Regions from separate parts of the Mus musculus genome. Here region 2 is linked to region 1. A link is a loop called in an ENCODE intact Hi-C map of the cell type or tissue named here. Cell type or tissue: gastrocnemius. All regions are shown on one strand. Links, peaks and the distances in the headings refer to the core of each region. The heading gives the core; the rest is flanking DNA.

Region 1 (8,339 bases), core at 31-8,030:
GACCCCAAGATTAATTGGCAGGAATCGGCCCCCTTCCCCTGCTTTATAATTGCATGCGGAACAGTAAAATTGAGCTTTGATCAGAATAACTGTCTTAGCTGCATTTCTTTATCTCGCCACCTAGCCCCTCTTCTCTTCCAGGTTTCCAAAATGCCTTTCCAGGCTAGAACCCAGGTTGTGGTCTGCTGGCTGGACACAACATTTGGCGAACCAACGCGGGACTGAGAAACGGCAAAGGATTTTTGGAAGAGACACTGCTGGTTCGGAGCTCCATGAAATAATTAAAGGATAAAGGAAATTCATACCGGAGAAGGTATGGGCTAAGCTGAGACAGCGTTAAACCCGAGCGCTGGTTCACTTAGGTTCAGCAGTGAAGCTTAAGAGGAGCTGGGTAACAGGCGGTAGGCCGTGGCTCTCCGAAGCTACATTAGGCGTGAGAAAAGAAAGGGTTTATTAAAAGGAAATTAATAATCAGGCGGATTGCCGCAGTTAATAAAAACTGCATCATGAGGGAGGAAAATGTTCCAAAAAGCAGAGAGAAATTTCTCTCTGGGCCTTATAGCAGGAGTACTCTGTTCCCTTTTGTGTCTTGTCTAATGTCTGGTGCACCAATCTGTTCTCGTGTTCAATTCATGTATGTTCGTGTCCAGTCTGTATGAATGAATGTTCTATGTTTTATGTTGGATAATAAAGATGGTATAAAAAACTTTATCTGCAAAGCCGAGAGCTGCCACGTGTTTCAGCCAGGAATCAGACACGTGGCAGGAGGGCCCCTGCTGGAAAAACTGTTCGTTTTAGGAAATAAGGGCGAGTGCACAGCCTCTTAGTTTCGGAGTAAAAAAGCTGATAAATGGTTTCTGACTAATGTGTTTGAGAATGGTAAAGTGCCTTTTATTCTATGATTGTAGCTAGAAAAATTAATATTCTCTGATTGGTCTAAATGTAACTGCTTCATTTGGTTCTTTTTTATTGATAATGTGCTCTGCATGTTTTCACATCCAGCTCATAAGTTGTTGGTTAAGATTAATAATTGTTACATTGCTATAGATGGTTAGTGTTAAATTTGATAACTCAAGTTTAGAGTCCTTCCGACACGTGGCATAAAGCAGGCCAAGAGGCTGGGTTTCTAAAGATATTTCTAGTTTAGATAATAATTAATGTGGTTCCTATCCTAAATAGTAAAATTTAAGATAAGATCTAAAACAATGCCTCTTTATTAAAGCAGTAAAGCTTGCTTTAATAGGTATTCATAAGTATTAATTGGCATCCAAACTTCGTAATGGGATAGTAATGCTTCTAATATTGATTTTAAAGATGATAAATTGTTTTAAACTTGGGTTTTGCTTTCCCAAGGTTGTAGGTATTATCCTAACCTTGCACAAGAAACTTAAAAATTATGGTTAAAACTGCCAGAGTTCCACTGACTTCAGCCTGCAGTTTCATTGCAAATTTAAGATTTTCTACTCACCCATATATTGTTAATTAAGATTATTACAAGAGTAATCATCTTTTGAAAGCACTAATACAGCTCACTTCATACAAAACTGTGACAGAGTTATCTAGTTATGTTTGTCTTTGTGAATAGATTAGACAATCACTTTGGCTATAGTTGCTGCCTGGCAGGAAACTGCAGTACGGGCAATTTTTTCACAACACTAAAGTTGTGAAGAACATTTTAACTGTAAGTCATCTTAAGAAAGAGTATCAAACTTTAGAGGCGTAGACGGTTACATTGTTCCTCTAGAATTGGTCCTTATTACAGGAGGGCCAAGATGCTCAGATTAAAAAAAGTATTTTACCTTTGAGTCAATGCAGGGCTCTGGGCAGCCCCAGAGCGGCTTGTGGCCTTCTTGTGTTTTGCAAACAGTGCCTGAGAAAGTTTTTCCCTGTGTCCAAGAAAATTTCTTTTTAACAGTGTTGCAGATCTATTCAGATGTTTAAAATAATGCTTAAATTCAAAGAGTTTTGCTTCAGGTGAACTGTAATCACTAGAAAATTTTGCCTCTAGGTATGGCTAATGTAACTTTACCTTATGTAAGAAAAATTTTTATTGTTTCTGCTTCTATACTTGAAGCCAAGAGTTTTAATCTTTCAGTGTATATTGTTTCCTAAGTGGAAAGTATTTTATTAACTAATGCTTCTTAAAGGAAGTTTACCTTAAATCCTTGCTCTCACCCAAAGGATTCAGAGACAATCCTTTTATTACTTAGGGATTTCGCACAGTCTCTGCTCTGAAACAGCTTGCTTTTGAATTATTGTGCCTCAGGGAAGTATGAAATCTTTTCTGTAATGCCATTTGTAGCTTTAACTCAAGCATGAACTACACAGGAATAAACCTTCCCACGAAAAGATGGGAATTCTCAATACTCCAAGTTTCCAGTCTAACTTCTTTAATACATCGACCTCGTTTTACAGTGATATGAACATATTTCTGATACCTTTATATTCCAGGAGGAACGATCTCAGTGTTCTGCTTAGGAGAAGTGAGGGAAGTACAAGGCAGCTACCAGTAATGTTCAAGTATTATCAAATGTGAATGATGACAGGATCAGTGGAGACAGGAAAATCAATAAAGAACATCAAACCAAACACAGAGGGAAATTGAAGAGCCAGTACACACACCATTGTGATCCTAGGAGCTGTGCCCCTCCTCTTGGGAGAGATTCAGAGGAGGAAAGCAAGTGCTCAGAAAATACTTGGTGGTGACTCACTTTGATTTCTAATTCTGTCTTAAGTACCTGGGATGGTTTCGATAACATCTTAAAGAGATAATGCCCACTCTTACATTATCTTCCTTTTTCATATTTTAAGTAAACCATGAAAGCATTAATTTTCCACTCCGTAGTAAGATGCTAATAAGTAGAGATGTGCTTTTTAAAAAACCAAAAACAACAATAACAACAAAAAAGATCCGAGCTTTAAACTCACAATGTTTTAGAAGAGATAACAAGGAAATGCGATAAACATTACTGTGAAACTCAGCTCACAGGCTAACATCGCGTGCTGTGACCAAAGACTTTTTTTAAAGCCCAATTTCCCTGTGGCTGCCCACATGCTGCAGCCTGTTTTTTTCTAACTTCAGCTGCCCAGAGCTGGGCTGCAAGGCAGGCAATGCACAAGACCTCTTCTGTGGGTCCCTGTAAGTCCTTCCAACTGACTTGTGGGAAGTGTAGTCCCGTCCCTTGTGAGGTCATCAGAAAGGGCCCTCGGAATCGAGCTTCCTTAGTCTTTCTTCAAACTTCACTCCTCAAATGTATGCAGTTGTCCTCAGCACTACATCTGGATTTCTGACATGGAGGTTGGTGCAGGGAGCAGCGCCATCTTTCAGGTCTGAGGGGCTGTGCAGGGTGGCAGGTAGGGCACGGAGGGAGCTGGCTCGGGCTTATTGAGAGGCAAGAAGCTGCTGACCTGGAGATGCTGTGCTGACCTAGGCTGGGCCGCTGCGCCTGGGCACGGGTTTGAAGGGGAAAAGACTGAAAACAACAGGATGGCAAGGGCAGGCTGGGTCAGCTGCCTGCCTGTTCCTGAGATGCTGACAAGAGCGCACTCATCATTACCTAGCTGGCCCGTTCTCACGTGACTGTAGTCAGATTCTCAGGACATACAGAGCACTTGACATGTAGCACCCTCTATACGTTATGTCTTGGACACCACTCCTGGTTTGTGCTCAAACAGCTTCCTAAAGTTCCTAGTGTCCAAGGAGCAAGAATCCTGTGAGGGAGGGCAAACTGTTGTGTGGGATGTTAGTTCCTGTTCCTTTGGAACGAATTGTTAGACTCACGGATGCCCTGATTCAAATAAGATTTTCTAATAGACACCTTTGTGACCTGAATGCGACAATACATGGATATAAAACCACAAAATAATCTTGTAGTTGGTATGAACCAGTGTTTGCACAATCCAAATAAATAGGATTTTACACTAAAGATTAAAAATCACTAGACAATAATACCTCAACAATTCTGAGTATGTGTTGTGTCCAAAATTTTGACTCCTTTTCAGATGTGAGAGACTTGACTTGGTGTGATGAGAAATGGCAGGGGGGGCTAGAAAGTCTGAAAGGGAAGGGGGAAATGGCTCTGCTCATCTTCCAGGCTCTGTACATTGCACTCTAATCTGCAAGGATCTGTACATTGCTCTCTAATCTGCCAGAGTCTGTACATTGTTGTCTCTTCACTTGCTTTTCTTCTTTGTGTTCATGTTATCAGCATTGTCTGAACTCTCTTAAATTTTCCTTTATCCCTTAATGTGACATTCATGTTTACTGACACACCCTTCTTAATAGTTTTAGAAAAAATTCTCCCAAGTTTTTCAACTGTATTTGAAAAGCTGTAAGATAGAACTGGAGAGATGGCTCAGTGGTTAAGATATCTGGCTGTTCTTCCAAAGGTCCTGAGTTTAATTCCCAGCAACCACTTGGTGGCTCCCGACTATCTATAATTGGATCTGATGTTCTCTTCTGGTGTGTCAGCAAAAGAATGCTCAAAGAAAGAAAAGAAAGAAAGAAAGAAAGAAAGAAAGAAAGAAAGAAAGAAAGAAAGAAAGAAAGAAAAATACTTTCGGTCTTATGGTTTACACATAGTATGTTTATGATCATTCAAAAATGCACAGTTCTCCTCTTGAAAGGTTAAGAGAATAGTTTAGTACAGAGCAATTTGAGTAGCCATGATCTGAGGACATAGATTTAGTTTAAACCAAATTCCATACTCTAACATGGAATCAGTTTCATGATTGTACACTCAGGAAGAGTGAGAATCAAGCATCCTCCATTGGGCCCTCCTTTTTATTTAGTGTGTCTGGGTCTGTTGATTGTATCATGGATATCTTCGTAGCTAATATCCACTTATAAGTGAGTATATATTATGCATATCCTTTTGGTTCTGGGCTAAGTCACTCAGGAAGATGAAGTGCAAGTTTCTAGTTTCTTTAAATTCAGTTGTGTCACGTAATGTTTTGCTGGAAGCTGTCTCGTCAGAGGGCATGTGATGTTTTGCTGAGAGCAGATGCTTGAGAACGTGGGTGATATTTAGAAAGAAGATAAATAGCACCCCACAGACAATGAGAGGATGCTTCTGCATTGATAGGACCTGCAAAGCTCTGCTGGTCTTCACTACATAGAGAGAAATGCACCAAAGAACTTCTGTGGGATTTTGGCTGCTTCTACTGATTCATATGAATTCAGTGGTTCCTTGTGCTTTCTGTTGGATCTTGCTATGTGTCCTGATTCATGCTTGATGTTTTGTAATTGGACTGGACTGCTGTCTTAGTCGGGGTTTGTATTCCTGCACAAACATCATGACCAAGAAGCAAGTTGGGGAGGAAGAGGTTTATTTGGCTTACACTTCCATAGTGCTGTTCATCACCAAGGAAGTCAGGACTGAAACTTAAGCAGGTCAGGGAGCAGGAGCTGATGCAGAGACCATGGGAGGATGTTCCTTACTGGCTTACTTCCCCTGGCTTGCTCAGCCTGCTCTCTTATAAAACCAAGATTACCAGCCCAGAGATGGTCCCACCCACAAGGGGCCTTTCCCCCTTGATCACTAATTGAGAAAATGCCTTACAGTTGGATCTCATGGAGGCATTTCCTCAACTGAAGCTCCTTTTTCTGTGATAACTCCAGCTGTGTCAAGTTGACACAAAACTAGCCAGTACAATTGACCCCTTGTCAACTTGACACACAAACACATCACTAGTAAACCTCAACCCTTAGTTTCTTATTCATCCCCAAGTTTAAAACATTAAAAGTCAATCGCTTTAAAATGTCCAATATCTTTTATAAGCCAAAGTCTTTTTACAATTAAAATTCTCTTAACTGTGGGCTCCACTAAAATAGTTTCTTCCTTCAAGACTGAAAATAACAGGGCACAGTCACAATCAAAAGCAAAAATCAATCTCCAACCATCCAATGTCTGGGATCCAACTCACGATCTTCTGGGATCCTCCAAGGGTTTGGGTCACTTCTCCAGCTATGCCCGTTGTAGCACACGCGTTGTCCTCTAGGCTCCAGATGCCTGTACTCCACTGCTGCTGTTCTTGGTGGTCATCTCATGGTACTGGCATCTCCAAAACACTGCATGACCTCTTCAATGGTGGGCCGACAATTGCAACTGTGGCTGCACCTTCACCAATGGACTTCCATGGCCTCTCACAGTGCCGAGCCTCAGCTGCTCTGCGTGACCCCTTCATGCCTTTAAAACCAGTACCACATGGGTGACCCTTACACGTTACCAAGTCCTGCTGCAGCAGGAGTACAACCTTGGCTATCTCTGGAACACAGCCTCTTTGTGCTTTGAGAAAACACTTCCCAGATGATGTTTCCTCAATGATGCTGGTCTCTTCTTAATCACCACTAATTTCTTAGCTCCAGCTAACCAGCATCAGTAGTCCCAGTAATGCAAAGTTTTTGCTTTGGTAGTTCTGGTATCTTGTTAATCACAGCTGATTCTTCAACCCCAACTAACCAGAAGTACAGAATATCCACAATCAAAATAGCAATGGCCCTGAACAGGGTCTTTAATTTTCCCTCTGAAATTTCACAAGCCAGGCCTCCATCTTCTGCACAGTTCTCAACATTATCTTCCAAGCTCCTACACAACATCTGACAGCTCTTAACAATGAATGGATCTTCAAGCCCAAATTTCCAAAGTCCTTCCACAGTTGTTCCCAAAACACGGTTAGGTTGTCACAGGAATACCCCACTATGCTGGTACCAATTTGACTTTGTCAGGGTTTCTATTCCTGTACAAAACATCATGACCAAGAAGCAATTTGGGGAGGAAGGGGTTTATTCGGCTTACACTTCCATACTGCTGTTCATCACCAAGGACGTCAGGACTGGAACTCAAGCAGGTCAGGAAGCAGGAGCTGATGCAGAGGCCATAGAGGGTTGTTCCTTACTGGCTTGCTTCCCCTGGCTTGCTCAGCCTGCTCTCTTATAGAACCAAGATTACCAGCCTAGAGATGGTCCCCCATAAGGGGCTTGATCACTAATTGAGAAAATGCCTTACAGTTGGATCTCATGGAGGCATTTCCTCAATTGAAGCTCCTTTTTCTGTGATGACTCCAGCTGTGTTAAGTTGACACATAACTATCTCGAGTACAATTGCTGATATCCTGACAACAAATATTGGAACTACCCCAAGGAACTACTTCTAAATAGGGCCATAACCCCTGTTTTCTATTTATCTTTTTTGTCCCCAACCACTGGTATGTGGGCTAGAAAGAAGGTTGAAACATTTGAGAACTCTACTTAAAGTAAGTTTTGAAAAAAGTCTACGTTTTCTAGTTCCATCAATTTGCCTGTAATCTTCATGATATCCTTGTTTTTAATAGCTGAGTAATAGTCTGCTGTGTAAATGAATAACAATTTCTTTATCCATTGTCCCTTAGGGATATCTGTGTTGTTTCCAGTTTCTGGCTGATATGAATAAAGCTGCTACAAATATAGTTGAGCAAGTGTCCTTGTGGTATGGTAGGACATCTTTTGGGTATATGCCCAAGAGTGATCTCTCTGAGACTTGAGGAAGAGCTATCCCCATTATTCTGAGAAACCTCCACATTGATTTCCATAGTGATTATATAACTTAGCATTCCCACCAGCAAGCAAGGAGTGTTTCCATTGCCCTACCTATATCCTTGCCTGCATGTGCTGTGGGTGTAAGGTAGAATCTCAGAGTCACTTTGATTTGCATTTCCCTGATGACCAAAGAAACTTGTTAAAGTGTTTCCCTCTGTTGAGAATTCTCTGCTTAGCTCTGTACCCATTTTTTAACTGGGTTATTGGGTTTGCTGCTGTCCAACTTCTTGAGTTTTTTAATATAATTGCATATCAGCCCACTGTGAGATTTTGGGTTGCTGAAAATCTTCCCATTCTGGAGGCTGTCAATATGACAGTGTCCTTTGCTTTACAGAAGGTTTCCAGTTGCATGAGATCCCACTCATTAATTGTTTATTTTAGTGCCTTAGTTATTAGTGTTCTGTTCAGTAAGTTGTTCCTATACCAATGCATTCAAGGCTACTCCCCACTTCCTCTTCTATTAGACTTAGAGTATTTGTTGGTTTGGTTTTTTACAGTTTTATTTTGTATTTATATGAGTGCACTGCAGCTCTCTTCAGACACACATTAGAAAAGTGCATCAGATCCCATTACAGATCGTTGTGAGCCACTATGTGGTTGCTGGGATTTGAAGTCAGAACGTCTGGAAGAGCAGTCAGAGCACTTAACTGCTGAGCCATCTCTCCAACCTGTGTATCTGGTTTTATGTTGAGGTTTTTTGATCCACTAGGACTTGAGTTTTGTGCAGAGTGATGAATATGAATCTATTTGTGTTCTTCTACAT
Region 2 (8,339 bases), core at 165-8,164, 45 kb after region 1:
GTTTTATAGAAAAGGAGTGGGGCTGGGGGAGGAATTGGCGCGGTTTCACATGATTGGTCCATTTAAACATCAGCAGCCTGTAACATTTAACTTAGGTCAGAGGGGTGGGAGCTAGGGAGGCGATGGGCTTGCCCGGGCATGTCCTGGTCTGTTCTGCTATGTTCTCAGCCCCAGGTTTCAAAGCTCAGAAACAACTCTTTGGGCTATTTAACATACATTACATGAATTACAGTTTTATTTCCTTTCAGATGCAACAAATTGACAGGAACCAAACATAAGATTATTAAGGAAAGAGCAGAGAGTGTAAGAGAGACAGGAGGACGGACTGATTGATAAACACATAGGAAATAGGAAGAGGGACATTATTTTTGGAGGAGGTTGTTTAAAAAGGCATGAGAGAAAGAGGATTCCTTCTGAGATAAATCAGCTGAGAAAGAATGTCAGCAAGGTGCTTTCTCTGCCTCGCTGAGATATCAGGCTTTCGCCCTGGCATCTGACTCCCAAGTGTTCATTGGTAAAATCAAACAATTGAGATTTTGTTAAAACAACAATTAGCTAAGGCCCACAATTGGATTGGATGTAAGAGGTGGGGATTTATTTCAAATTTTACAAGGTGATGCAAACTTAAGTACTCCATGAAAATTATCTGCTGAATCTAAAAAATAATTGACTCTGGTAGAAAAGAGATATAGGATGACTGCTTGAATCCCAAACTAGATTGTGTTATTTTTGGCTTCTTTCATTCCCTCACAGGAATTCTCATATATAGAAAAGATAATATATTAGAATAGATATTTCAAACACATAAACAGAGCAAAAAGTTACAAACATATACAGAAAATTTTTTAATTTGATTATGAGAGGGAGAATAACACTTCATCAATTACCAAGAATAAACCCATCATAGATTGCAGTGCCTTACACTAATGCTGAAGTTATCACATTATAGGTAATCAATAAGGATTGGCAAGGAACTTGCAATAATTTTGGGGGGGAAGAAATTAACAAAAAAAACCCCACAAAAGCAAAAACAACAACAAACCACACACACACACACACAGACTAATTGGATTCTTCCTCAGTTATTGAGATGAACAATATTTTCGAAAGCTCCTACCTTTTACACAGATGGCAATAAATCAGGAGAAGCAGGTTATAAATCAGAAAACATAAGTAACATAATTCAGAGTCAGAAGTCAAATCAGAACTCTCATGTTTATATCAGATTTTTCTAAACCTCTTAATATAGTTCTCAATATGCAGAGAAACTTCTTTTGCATATAAAAACTTATTTCAGATGATTCTGAATAAAGACTGTTATTTAGACAATGGTAACTAATTGTCTTAGTCAGGGTTTCTATTCCTGCACAAACATCTTGACCAAGAAACAAGTTGGGGAGGAAAGGGTTTATTCAGTTTACACCTCCACACTTCTGTTCATCACCAAAGGAAGTGAGGACTGGAACTCAAGCAGGCCAAGAAGCAGGAGCTGATGCAGAGGCCATGGAGGGATGTTTCTTATTGGCTTGCCTCCACTGGCTTGCTCAGCTTTCTTTCTTTCTTTCTTTTCTTTTTTTTTCTGATAAGAGTCTTTAATATTCCCTCTGAAATTTCACAAGCCAGGCCTCCATCTTCTGCACTCTTCTTAACATTATTTTCCAAGCTCCTATAGAACATACCACAGAGCACTTAACACAAAATGGATCTTCTAGCGAAAAGTTCCAAAATCTTTCCACAGTCCTCCCCAAAACATAGTCAGGTTGTCAAATGAATACCCCATTCCTAGTACCAAATTATCTTAGTCATGGTTTCTATCCCTGCACAAACATCATGACCAAGAAGCAAGTTGGGGAGGAAAGGGTTTATTAGCCTTGCTTCTGAAAGGTTTCACAAATCTGGTAATGAATTACATGGCCATCGGACTGGTTGATTTTGTGTCAAATTGACACAAGCTAGAGTTATCACAGTCTATATCTTTTTATTGAAAACATAATCTTGTCTATTTCCTGAGGAACTGATTCTAATCTTTAGTGGTTTGATTATTGTATAACAAGGAGACACTGATAGTTTGAATATGCTTGGTCCATGGGAAGTTGTACTGTTAGGAGGTATGGCCTGATTTGAGGTATAGTCTTTCTACAGGAAGCATGTCAGGAGGTGTTGTTTGGATAACTCATATATGTGGTTGAGTCTGGCCAGTGTGACCCAGAGCCTCTTCCTTGCTGTATGCAGAAGACAGACCCCCTTCTGCTGCCTGCAGATAAAAATGTAGACCTCTCATTTCTGCCTAAACCTTACCATGCTTTCTACCATGATGATATTGAACTGACTCTCTGAAAATGTAAGCCAGTTCCAATTAAATGTTTTCTTTCATAAGGGCTTATCCCTAACTAGCTTACAAGTAAAAGAGGTTCAGACTCGAGGTTATTTCATCTGGCTTTGACAAGTACTGGGGTTCAACCCCTAATTTACTCTTCCTCTAACTGCTTTCTTGGCTACCTTCCCAGTGGTGTACTTCAGATACTTAATGTTTCTCCCAGCCATGTACACCCCCCCCCCATGGCAGCTCATCCTCTTCACCCATTCTTCCTCCTTTTCCTGGCCTCTTTTCCTTCTCTCTCTTCTCCACCCCATACCACCTAACTCAAAAGCCACCTACTTCTAGTCCTTCCAGTAATAGGCTGTACCAAATTTGATTTAACTAATAGTTTTCAATCAAGGAACAAGGTTTGCACAACAGAACCTTTTAAATGTGAGAGGTCCATGGTAAGCTTAGACCTTCAGATATAAAATTTAGTATTACAATACATAGCAACATACCAAACCTCAACACATACACATATTGGAAAACTAACTATGCTCAGAAATGTTAAGTCCTTCTGGTTGTTGGCAATGCCCTTCACTACAGCCATCAGGGGGATGACAGACCACTCATGACCTCATTCTAAACAGACATGCCAATCAAATGTCCAGGTGAATGTACTGCTTGTTGACTCTAGTTTTTCTAAGTTAAGGAATCTGTTCTGATCCCTAGGCAAACACACTCCCTAGAGAAGAAAAATTGGAATGGGATTTTGCACAGTCTCTGCTCTGAAACAGCTTGGCTTTGAATTATTGTGCCTCAGGGAAGTATGAAGACTTTTCTGTAATGCCATTTGTAGCTTTAACTCAAGCATGAACTACACAGGAATAAACCTTCCCACGAAAAGATGGGAATTCTCCATACTCCAAGTTTCCAGTCTAACTTCTTTAATACATCGACCTCATTTTACAGTGATATGAACATATTTCTGATACCTTTGAATTCCAGGAGGAACTATCTCGGTGTTCTGTTTAGGAGAAGTGAGGGAAGTGCAAGGCAGCTACCAGTAATGTTCAAGTATTATCAAATGTGAATGATGACAGGATCAGTGGAGACAGGAAAATCAATAAGGAACATCAAACCAAACACAGAGGGAAATTGAAGAGCCAGTACACACACCATTGTGATCCAAGGAGCTCTGCCCCTCCTCTTGGGAGAGATTCAGAGGAGGAAAGCAAGTGCTCAGAAAACACTTCGTGGTGACTCAGTTTGATTTCTAATTCTGTCTTCAGCACCTGGGATGGTTTTGATAGCATATTAAAGAGATAATGCCCACTCCTACATTAACTTCCTGCTTTCATATTTTAAATAAACAATGAAAGCATGAATTTTCCATTCGGTAGTAATATTCCATAAGTAAATCTGTGCTTTAAAAAACCAAGGGGAAAAAAAAAAAAGAAAGAAAGATCGAAGCTTTAATCTCACAATGTTTTAGCAGAGATAACAAGGAAATGTGATAAACATTACTGTGAAACTCAGCTCACAGGCTAACATCGCTTGCTGTAACCAAAGACTTTTTTAAAAGCCCACTTTCCCTGTGGCTGCCCATGTGCTGCAGCTTAGTTCTTTCCAACTTCAGCTGCCCACAGCTGGACCGCAAGGCAGGCAATGCACAAGACATCTTAGGTGGGGTCCCTGTAAGTCCTTCCAACTGACTTGTGGGAAGTGTAGTCCTGGTTCCTGTTTCGTCATTAGAAAGGGCCATCGGACTCGAACTTCCTTATTCTTCCTTCAAACTTCACTCCTCAAATGTATGCAGTTGTCCTGCTCAGCGCTGCATCTGGATTTCTGAGATGGAGTTCGGTGCAGGGACCAGCGCCTTCTTTCAGGTCTGAGGGGCTGTGCAGGGTGGCAGGTAGGGCACGGAGGGAGCTGGCTCGGGCTTGTTGAGAGGCAGGAAGCTGCTGACCTGGAGATGCTGTGCTGACCTAAGCTGGGCCGCTGCGCCTGGGCACGGGTTTGAAGGGGAGAAGGTTGAAAACAACAGGATGGCAAGGGCAGGCTGGGTCTGCTGACTGCCTGTTCCCGAGATGCTGACGGGAGCGCACTCATCATTACCTAGCTGACCCGTTCTCACGTGACTGTAGTCAGATTCTCAGGGCATACAGAGCACTTGGACTTGTAGCGCCCTCTGTATGTTATGTCCTGGAGACTACTCCTGGTTTGAGCTCAAACAGCTTCCTAAAGTTCCTAGTGTCCAAGGAGCAAGAATCCTGTGAGGGAGGGCAAACTGTTGTGTGGGATGTTAGTTCCTGTTCCTTTGGAATGAATTGTTAGACTCACGGATGCCCTGATTCAAATCACATTTTCTGATAGACACCTTTGTGACCTGAATGCGACAATACATGGCTATAAAACCACAAAATAATCTTGTAGTTGGTATGAACCAGTGTTTGCACAATCCAAATAAATAGGATTTTACACTAAAGATTAAAAATCACTAGACAATAATACCTCAACAGTTCTGAGTATGTGTTGTGTCCAAAATTTTGACTCCTTTTCAGATGTGAGAGACGACTTGGGGTGATGAGAGATCACAGGGTGGCACTGGAAAGTCTGAAAGGGAAGGGGGAAATGCCTCTGCTCATCTGCCAGGCTCTGTGCATTGCTTTCTAATCTGCCAGACTCTGTACATTGTTGTCTCTTCACGTGCTTTTCTTCCTAGAGTTCACGTTATCAGCAGTGTCTGAACTCTTTTAAATTTTCTTTTGTCCCTCAATGTGACATTCAGGTTTAGTGACACACCCTTAATAGTTTTAGAAAGAATTCTCCAATTTTTTCAACTGTATTTGAAAAGCTGTAAGATAGGGAAGGAGAGATGGCTTATTGGTTAAGAGCATGCCTATTCTTCCAAAGGTCCTGAGTTTAATTCCAGCAACCACTTGTTGGCTCCCAACCGTCTATTATTGGATCTGATGTTCTCTTCTGGTATGTCAGCAAAAGAATGCTCATATAAATAAATAAATAAATATTTTGAAAAGTTGTAATATAAATTTCAAAAGCCGTGGCACTCTTGGGGTCTTATGATTTACACATAGTAGGTTTATGTTCATGTAAAAATGCACAGTTCTCCTCTTAAAGGGCTAAGAGAATTGTTTAGTCCACAGCTATTTGAGTAGCCATGATCTAAGAACATAGATTTAGTTTAAACCAAATTCCATACTCCAACATGGAACCAGTTTCATGGTTGTACAGAACAAATAATGTCATTGACCAAGGAAAATTTGAAATACATTGGTGTGAGTCTGATAGAGGCATGCACTATGAGACATTGGAGATATTTTCAATGTCTAAGATACCATCTGATGAGATTTTAGCTTTTGGATTGATAGAAGCTCATGTTCTGCCTAGTCAGTGGATTCTGGGAGGTTTTTATCTATTGTCACAAGCTGTGTGGCCGACTACAGAGTGAGGCAAGGACTGACCCTGAAGGTAAAACCAGCCCAAGGTAAGACAGCTAACCCTAAACCTGCAGAATTCCAGGCTCTGCCTCTCAGTGAACTTCCACGTGGGCCATCAGACTCTGCACCCACAGACTCCTTACAAGAGTTTTGCATTCACAGAATACACACAGGTTTTTTTGTCTGTTTGGTTTTTTGTTTTTGTTTTTTGTTTTCAGGATTTCTCCTCCACAGCCCCTCCCCTATCTCAGGGGATCTTGCTTATATTATCACTCTTCAGTCAAACCAAGTGTTTGTGAGCCAGAGCTGGAGCCTGACTTACAGCATTCAAGTCTACTGTCAGGAAGCATGGGCTTCAGACCACCTTGTCCTAGCTACTGGAATTTTCAATGAGTTTGCAACCACATCTAGAATAAATAAACATTTCCTAGTTAATGATGCTAATCGGTAGGGAAAATATAACAGTATATGAAGTCGGGAATCACATGCTACCTTGTACACCAAAACACATTCATTACAACATAGAGAGGGTACAGCAGGGTGCTCATATATAAACTTACAGACACCAAATAGTCGTATATTTTCTATTAATCAGCCCTATGATAGACAAGTGAGCTAAAGCCTATTGTGTCATTCATCTCTGTGTTTTGGGGGAGGAATCAGGAATCCTGGAGTTCAAAGTCATCCTTTCCTTCATAGCCAACTCAGGGGAGCCTAAGCTACTTGAGACCCCTTGATTTAAAAGACTTTTAAAGCATACTGTATTGGGTGTAGTAATTACTTCTGTTGCTCTCAGTTCTGAGCACCAGTGACCTAACTAGAATCCATCCACTTGATATCTTCCTAATCCTAAAACCTTACCAATCTAGTATTTTGCTAGCATCCTTTTGTTAATGACTTGTGTTGAAGATCAGGATCTTGCTTACATTTACTGTGCAAGCAGTTAGGGTGGGGGGCATTCTCTCTGCCTTGCTTGACTAGCAGGGAATGTTAGCCTTTCTTTGTACTCTGACTATTCTCTATTATTTTCTGTCCTGACCCCATGGGCTGTCTGACTTTACCTGAAAGTTTTCAGAACATCTGACTCTGCCAATGGAAAATGACAACTGCATCTACCACTGTCTGTCACATGTGGTATCACCGCCATCCAGGCAGTAATCTGTCAAGGTGGGTTTCCTTCCTCTTCCTCAGGGAGGAGTCCAGTCTCCTATGCTTGCAGTCCTGCCCTTTTCCTCGAGGCTCTTTTCATTTCATTCTAATACTGTGAGCGATGGTATGAATAATCGACTCACTCATTTTAACAGACTCAGGCAGCAACCTTGTTATGTTAGACAGGTCGTTCTGGGAAACTCTGAAGGGTCCTGTGTTGGGTGATGTCATTCAGTTTCTGGTCTGGGCTGTGTGCATGTCAAGTGGCCATGAAAAGAATGCAGAAACCTCATTTGTACTGATTTTGATGGGCATCAAAAGAAGAAAGGAATACACCCGAGAAGCACAGGTTGATGTCATTTTCTGCCTTTAAAATATGTCTGTCAGTGAGTTCAAGGACACTTTTCTTTCTTCTTTCTTGTCCATTCATTTGTGTATTTAGCTACTTTTCATCCCAATCACAGCCCCCCCGCCCAGTCTTCTCCCAGGACCCCCTCCCATTGCCCCTCTCCCCATGCACCACTTCCTTCCTCCCCGACCAACCCCTACTGGCACATGTAGTCACTGGAGGAGTAGACACATACCTTTCCAATGAAGCTAGGTGAGGCAGCCCAGATCGCGACTCAGGCTCCACTGTCAGGAAACAGGGTCAGGGATAACCTCCACTTCAGGCTTTGGGAGATCCATATGAAGGCCAAGCGGCCTTTGTGCTACATATGTGTGGAGGTGAGCTGTGGGTCTAGTCCATGTATGCTCTGTGCTTGGTGGTTCCCTCTCTGGAAACCCACAAGGGTCCAGGTTAGTAGTTGACTCCGTTGGTCTTTTGTGGAGTCCCTACCCTCTCCCAATCCCACAATCCTTTCCCCAACTCTTCTACAATATTCCCTCAGCTCTGGCTAATAATGTTTGACTGTAGGTCTCTGCATCTGTTTCAGAGAGTCGCTGGATGGGTCCTCTCAGACGACAGTTAAACCAGGCTTGTCTGCAAGCCTAACAGAGTATCAGTGAAAGTTCTTATCCATGGAAACTGTCCACGTTGGGCCCATCATTAGTTGGCTATTTCCTCAGTCTCTTTTCCATCTTTGTCCATGCACTTTTTGTAGGCAGGACACATTTTGAGCTGAAGGTTTGGCATCCTCATCTCTCCCCTGGGAGTACTGCCTGGCTACAGGAGGTAACCATTTTAGGTTGCATCTTCCCTAATGTTAGGAGTCTCAACTAGTGTCACCCCTATAGGCTCACAGGAGCCTCTCCCATCCCAGATCTCCAGCATATCACATAAATGATCCCCTTCCTCAACCTGGCCCACCACCAAATTTTACTCATTCTTTTGGCCCCTCTCTCCCAGGCTTTCCCTACACCTGATCCTTCATCCCCATATCCTTCCCAATCCCCTTCCTCTCCATCTACTTCTGATGACTAATTCC

The links. A loop is a pair of places that touch in the nucleus more often than their neighbours do. Peaks named below come from ENCODE experiments on the same cell type or tissue, not always from the same donor. Only the 100,000 strongest peaks of a DNase experiment are listed, where the experiment ranks them.
Region 2: a loop joins it to region 1, with 2.5 times the contacts of the local background. A loop is called at or near these places in 27 of 42 quality-filtered maps.

What each region holds. Positions count from the first base shown.
Region 1 is chr13:67,678,392-67,686,730 of GRCm38, reverse strand. Zfp738 (zinc finger protein 738) reads left to right here and starts at 3,219. Exons shown (of 4, transcript NM_001001187.3): 1 at 3,219-3,328. The coding sequence starts at 3,293. In gastrocnemius, for the core only: no CTCF peak of the experiment used is centred there; DNase peaks (open chromatin) are centred at 3,166 and 3,428; H3K4me3 peaks cover 1,730 bases; H3K27ac peaks cover 1,507 bases.
Region 2 is chr13:67,633,499-67,641,837 of GRCm38, reverse strand. It overlaps Zfp729a (zinc finger protein 729a), which reads left to right and starts at 4,057. Exons shown (of 4, transcript NM_183146.4): 1 at 4,057-4,191. The coding sequence starts at 4,156. In gastrocnemius, for the core only: a CTCF peak has its summit at 4,474; DNase peaks (open chromatin) are centred at 3,993 and 4,380; H3K4me3 peaks cover 1,631 bases; H3K27ac peaks cover 1,350 bases.